Regions from separate parts of the Homo sapiens genome. Here region 1 is linked to region 2. Evidence: read pairs that join two places in POLR2A ChIA-PET (ENCODE). Cell type or tissue: OCI-LY7. All regions are shown on one strand. Each heading gives the region's core, and the rest is flanking DNA. Links, peaks and the distances in the headings are about the cores only. Region 1 has its middle 29 kb from the start of RGN. Region 2 has its middle 12 kb from the start of ZNF157.

Region 1 (2,806 bases), core at 61-2,560, 250 kb before region 2:
TGACAGAGCGAGACTCTGTCTCAATTAAAAAAAATAAAAATAAAAACAAAGAGAGAAAAGTTAATTACTTTGGAAGAAGAATGTGTGAGTGATTTTGGCCAGGCGCAGTGGCACATGCTTGTGATCCCAGCACTTTGGGAGGCCAAGGCGGGGGGATCACTTGAAGTCAGGAGTTCGAGACGAGCCTGGCCAACATGGTGAAATCCTGTCTCTACTAAAAACACAAAAAAATTAGCCGGGCATAGTGGCACATGCCTGTAGTCCCAACTATTCCAGAGGCTGAGGCAGGAGAATCACTTGAACCCAGGAGGCAGAGGTTGCAGTGAGCCAAGATCACGCCACTGCACTCCAGCCTGGGCAACAGAGCAAGACTGTCTCAAAAAAAAAAAAAAAAGGAAGAAAGAAAGAAGAAAAAGAAAGAAAGAAAGAAGAAAAAGAAAGAGAAGAAAGAAAAGAAAGAAAGAAAAGAAAGTGTGATTCTAAGCACATCTTTACTTATAATGCTTATGCTTAGACTAATCTAAATTTGCTCAAACTTTCAAGAATTGGTTTCCTTGCCAAAGAAGGTGAGGTTCTGAGCTTGTTTTAAGACATGCTGCTTCTTTTCATCTAATTTTGCCCTAACTCACAGTGGGAAATTACTTTTGAGAAGAATGTGTCATTCTAAGCTTGTTTTCATTTATATTGCTTAATTTTACCTAGAGTTGCACTAAGTCACCATATGCAGTTATTTTTTAGAACTATGTCTGATCTTGTGCTTGTTAGTACATATACAGCTTAGTTTCATCTTCACATACTCTTAACTCTCCATAAGATATTACTTTTGAGAAAAAAATTGTGATTCTGAATATTTTAAAATAAAGCTCTTAGTTTCACCTAGATTAACTCACTATAAAATTTTATTTAGGGAAAATATGTGATTCTAAGTTATTTTATACATAAATTGCTTAATTTTGCTGGATTTATTCTAACTCATTGAGAAGTTACATTGGAGTAGAATGTGTGATTCTGAGCTTGTTTTCACATCAATTACTCAGTTTCATTTAGATTTACTTTAATCAGTTAAGAATTTTTTAGGGCCCAAGTTATTTGAAAGTAAACTGCTTGACCGGGCACAGTGGCTCACACCTGTAATCCCAGCACTTTGGGAGGCTGAGGCGGGCAGATCACAAGGTCAGGAGATCCAGACCATCCTGGCTAACATGGTGAAACCTTGTCTCTACTAAAAATACAAAAAAATTAGCCAGGCGTGGTGGTGGGCGCCTGTGGTCCCAGCTACTCGGGAGGCTGAGGCAGGAGAATGGCATGAACCCGGGAGGCAGAGCTTGCAGTGAGCCGAGATGGCGCCACTGCACTCCAGCCTGGGTGACAGAGCGAGACTCCGTCTCAAAAAAAAAAAAAAAAAAAAAGGTAAACTGCTTAGTCTCATCTAGATTTCTTCTAAATCATATTGAGATATTGAGAGGCTATACTGGAGAAGAATGTATGATTCAGATTTGATTGTCCCAAAGATGGACAGGGATCAGATTTACCCTCCCACCTGAAACAACCAAATAAACCAAAAAAAAAAATAAAATACATGAAACAACAGGTTTTGAACAATGGACAGCAGGCAACCAAGGGCTGAGAGATGGGAAACAAATGAGATGAAGAGTTACCATTCCCCAGTTTACTGCCTTTTTTTTTTTTTTTTGAGACAGGGTCTCGCTATGTTGCCCAGGCTGGAGTGCATGTGGCATGATCACGGCTCACTGCAGCCTCGACCTCCTAGGCTCAAGGGATCCTCCTGCCTCAGCTTCCCGAGTAGCTGGGACTAAAGGGGTGCACCATCATATGCAGCTAATTTTTTTATTTAATTTTTAGTAGAGACAGCATCTCCCTGTGTTGCTCAGGCTGATCTCAAACTCCTGGGCTCAAGTGATCCTCCTGCCTTTGTCTCCCAAAGTGCTAGGATTTAGAGGCGTGAGCCACCACACCCGGAAGACCAGTTTGCCCCCTTGAGAAAGTGTTCAGGCTATGGCACAAGATGGGAGAACTGAGGTAGAGCCCACCTGACTCCCTGAGTTGAGGATTTGGAGCTAAGACTTCTGGGAGATCAAAATAGCTAGAGTTGATAGAACAGCGTACCAGAAAGCAAAAAGCTACACAAAGAGTGTGATGGTTAATTTTATATGTCAACCTGGCTAGGCCTTGGAACCCAGATATTTGGTGAAACATTATTCTAGATGTTTCTATGAAGGTAGTTTTTAAATGAGATTCACATTGAATCAGTAGACTTTGAGTAAAGCAGATTACCCTCCATAATGCACACGGGCCTCATCCTATCAGCTGAAGACCTTAATAGAAAAAGACTGATCTCCCCAGAAGAGGGAATTCTGCCAGGAGACTGCCTTCAGACTCACACTAAAGCATCAATGCTTCCCTGGGTCTCCAGCTTGCTGGTCTACCTTGAAGATTTTGAACTTTGCCAGCCTCCACAATCATGTGAGCCAATTCCTTAAAATCTTTGGGGATGGATAGATAGATAGATAGGTAGGTAGATAGGTAGATATAGATACATATATCCTAATATATCCCATTGGTGCTGTTTCTCTGGAGAACCCTAATAGACAGAGAACCCTGGAGATCTGAAGAGCATACCCTTCAGTATTCAAAAGAGTACTTACTGATCAGTATATGCGTGTGAGGAAACTGCCTGGGGCCAGGGAGAGAACACCTGAAAGGATTAGAGGGAATAGTGCCTCATGCTCACACAGAGCCAGTAATAGTGCCTGCTCCCACCAGTCAGATTGGAAAAAACGCATAA
Region 2 (2,806 bases), core at 299-2,798:
CTCACTGCAACCTCCAACTCCCTGGTTCAAGGGATTCTCTTGCCTCAGCCTCCTGGTAGCTGGGATTACAGGCACATGCCACCACGCCCAGCTAATTTTTTTTTTTGAGACAGTATTTCGCTTTTTCGCCCAGGCTGCAGTGAAATGGCATGATCTCGGCTCACTGCAACCTCCGCCCCCCAAGTTCAAGCGATTCTCCTGCCTCAGCCTCCCGAGTAGCTGGGATTACAGGCACGTGCCACCGCGCCTGGCTAATTTTTGTATTTTTAGTAGAGACGGTGTTTCACCATATTGGCCAGGCTGGTCCTGAACTCTTGACCTCAGGTGATCCACCTGCCCCGGCCTCCCAAAGTGCTAGGATTACAGGCGTGAGCCACCACGCCCAGCCGCTAATTTTTTTTTTAAGAAACGGTACATTAGGGCCGGGCACGGTGGCTCACGCCTGTAATCCCAGCACTTTGGGAGGCCGAGGCGGGCGGATCACGAGTTCAGGAGATCGAGACCATCCTGGCTAACACGGTGAAACCCTGTCTCTACTAAAAATACAAAAAAAATTAGCCGGGCGTGGTGGCGGGCACCTGTAGTCCCACCTGCTGGGGAGGCTGAGGCAGGAGAATGGCGTGAACCTGGGAGGCAGAGTTTGCAGTGAGCCGAGATTGCGCCACTGCACTCCAGCCTGGGTGACAGAGCAAGACTCTGTCTCAAAAAAAAAAAAAAAAAAAAAAAAAGAAATGGTACATTAGGCTGTTCTTGCACAGCTCTAAAGAAATACCTGGGGCCATGTGCAGTGGCTCATGCCTGTAATCCCAGCACTTTGGGAGGCCGAGGCGGGCAGATCACGAGGTCAATAGATGGAGACCATCCTGATCAACATGGTGAAACCCCGTCTCTACTAAAAATACAAAAATTAGCCAGGCATGGTGGAGCGCACCTGTAGTCCCAGCTACTCGGGAGGCTGAGGCAGGAGAATCACTTGAACCTGGGAGGCAGAGGTTGCAGTGAGCTGAGATTGCACCACTGCACCCCAGCCTGGCGACAGGGCGAGATTCCATCTCAAAAAAAAAAAAAAAAAAAAAAAAAAGCTGGGCTCGGTGGCTCACGCTGTAATCCCAGCACTTTGGGAGGCCGAGGCGGGCGGATCACGAGGTCAGGAGATCGAGGCCATCCTGGCTAACACAGTGAAACCCCATCTCTACTAAAAAAAATACAAAGAAATTAGCCGGGCGTGGTGGCGGGCGCCTGTACTCCCAGCTACTCGGGAGGCTGAGGCAGGAGAATGATGTGAACCAGGGAGGCGGAGCTTGCAGTGAGCCGAGATCTTGCCACTGCACTCCAGCCTGGGCAACAGAGCAAGAGACTCCATCTAAAAATAAAAAATAACAGTAAAAATAAAGAAATACCTGAGACTGGGCAAAGAAAAGAGGTTTAATTGGCTCATGGTTCCACAGGCTATACAGGAAGCATGGTGCTGGCATCTGCCCAGCTTCTGAGGAGGGCTCAGGAAAATTACGATCATGACAGAAGGTGAAGAGGAAGCAGGCACGACTTAAATGGCTGCAACAGGAAGAGAGAGGGGGAGGTGCTACATACTTTTAAATAACCAGATCTTTTGATAACTCACTCACTCACTATCGAGAGAACAGCACCAAGAGGATGATGTTAAACCGCTCATGAAGGAACACCCCTATGATCCAATCAACTCCCACCAGGCTCCACCTCCTACTTTGGGGATTACAATTCAACATGAGATTTGGGAGAGGACACAGATCCAAACCATATCAGATGGGGGTCTCACTACGTTGCCCAGGCTGGTCTCAAACTCCTGGCCTCAAGTGATCCTCCTGTTTCAGCTTCCAAAAGTGCTGGGATTACAGGAGTCAGCCACTGTGACTGGTCTCCTTTTCCTACACTCCACTCTCACTCAGCACTTCTGATACCAGATGTGTGGAGGTTCCCCAGTGCCCCCTGCCCCCCAGCAAATTTCTGGCACATTCTCCAGCAAACACCAGTTCAGTGTCCTCTAATTCAATTCCATTCCAACATTACCTACCTGGAAGTCAGATCCCCTAGAGTTATAGTAGGCAGCTAGTTAGGCATGAGCAGGGCAGGAGAAGGCTTTCCTCCCACACCTAGGACCAGCAATGTCAGGTGACCATCAGGTGATGGTCTCAGTATCATGGGCTCAGTATCACAAAACCTCCCCCAACTTCAGATGCCAATGGCAAGCACAGGTTGTGACCTATGCTTCTTCTTCTTCTTTTTTTTTTTTTGATGGAGTCTCTCTCTGTTTCCCAGACTGGAGTGCAGTGGTGCTATCTCGGCTCACTGCAGCCTCCACCTCCCAGGTTCAAGCGATCCTCCTGCCTCAGCCTCCTGAGTAGCTGGAACTACAGGCACGAGCCACCTCACCTGGATAATTTTTGTATTTTTAGTAGAGATGGAGTTTCACTCTGTTGGCCTGGCTGGTCTTGACTCCTGACCTTAAGTAATCCATCTACCTCAGCCTCCCAAAGTGCTGGGATTATAGGTGTGAGCCACCATGCCCGGCCCCAGGCTAGTCTTGAATTCCTGGGCTCAAGCAATCCTCCCACCTCGACCTCACAAAGTGTTTGGATTACAGGCATGAGCCACCGCTGATGCTTTTGGTTTTTTATGGAGGCTTCATTACCTAGACATGATCGGTTAAACCATTGGCCATTGGTGATCAAGTCAATCTTCAGCCACTCTCCCCTCCCAGGAGGTTGGGGGTGGGGCTCAAAGTCCCAACTCCCTATTTAGTTGCTCAGCCCCCAACCTGAAGCTATCT

Evidence for each region. ChIA-PET counts read pairs that join two places held together with the same protein. Peaks named below come from ENCODE experiments on the same cell type or tissue, not always from the same donor. Only the 100,000 strongest peaks of a DNase experiment are listed, where the experiment ranks them.
Region 1: POLR2A ChIA-PET joins it to region 2 with 6 read pairs; 2 of 35 experiments call an interaction of 5 or more read pairs at or near these places.

Annotation. Positions count from the first base shown.
Region 1 is chrX:47,105,817-47,108,622 of GRCh38, forward strand. No RefSeq gene overlaps it. Among named protein-coding and RNA genes, the nearest start is that of RGN, 29 kb to the left of the region's middle. In OCI-LY7, for the core only: no CTCF peak of the experiment used is centred there; no DNase peak of the experiment used is centred there.
Region 2 is chrX:47,357,037-47,359,842 of GRCh38, forward strand. No RefSeq gene overlaps it. Among named protein-coding and RNA genes, the nearest start is that of ZNF157, 12 kb to the right of the region's middle. In OCI-LY7, for the core only: no CTCF peak of the experiment used is centred there; a DNase peak (open chromatin) is centred at 1,565.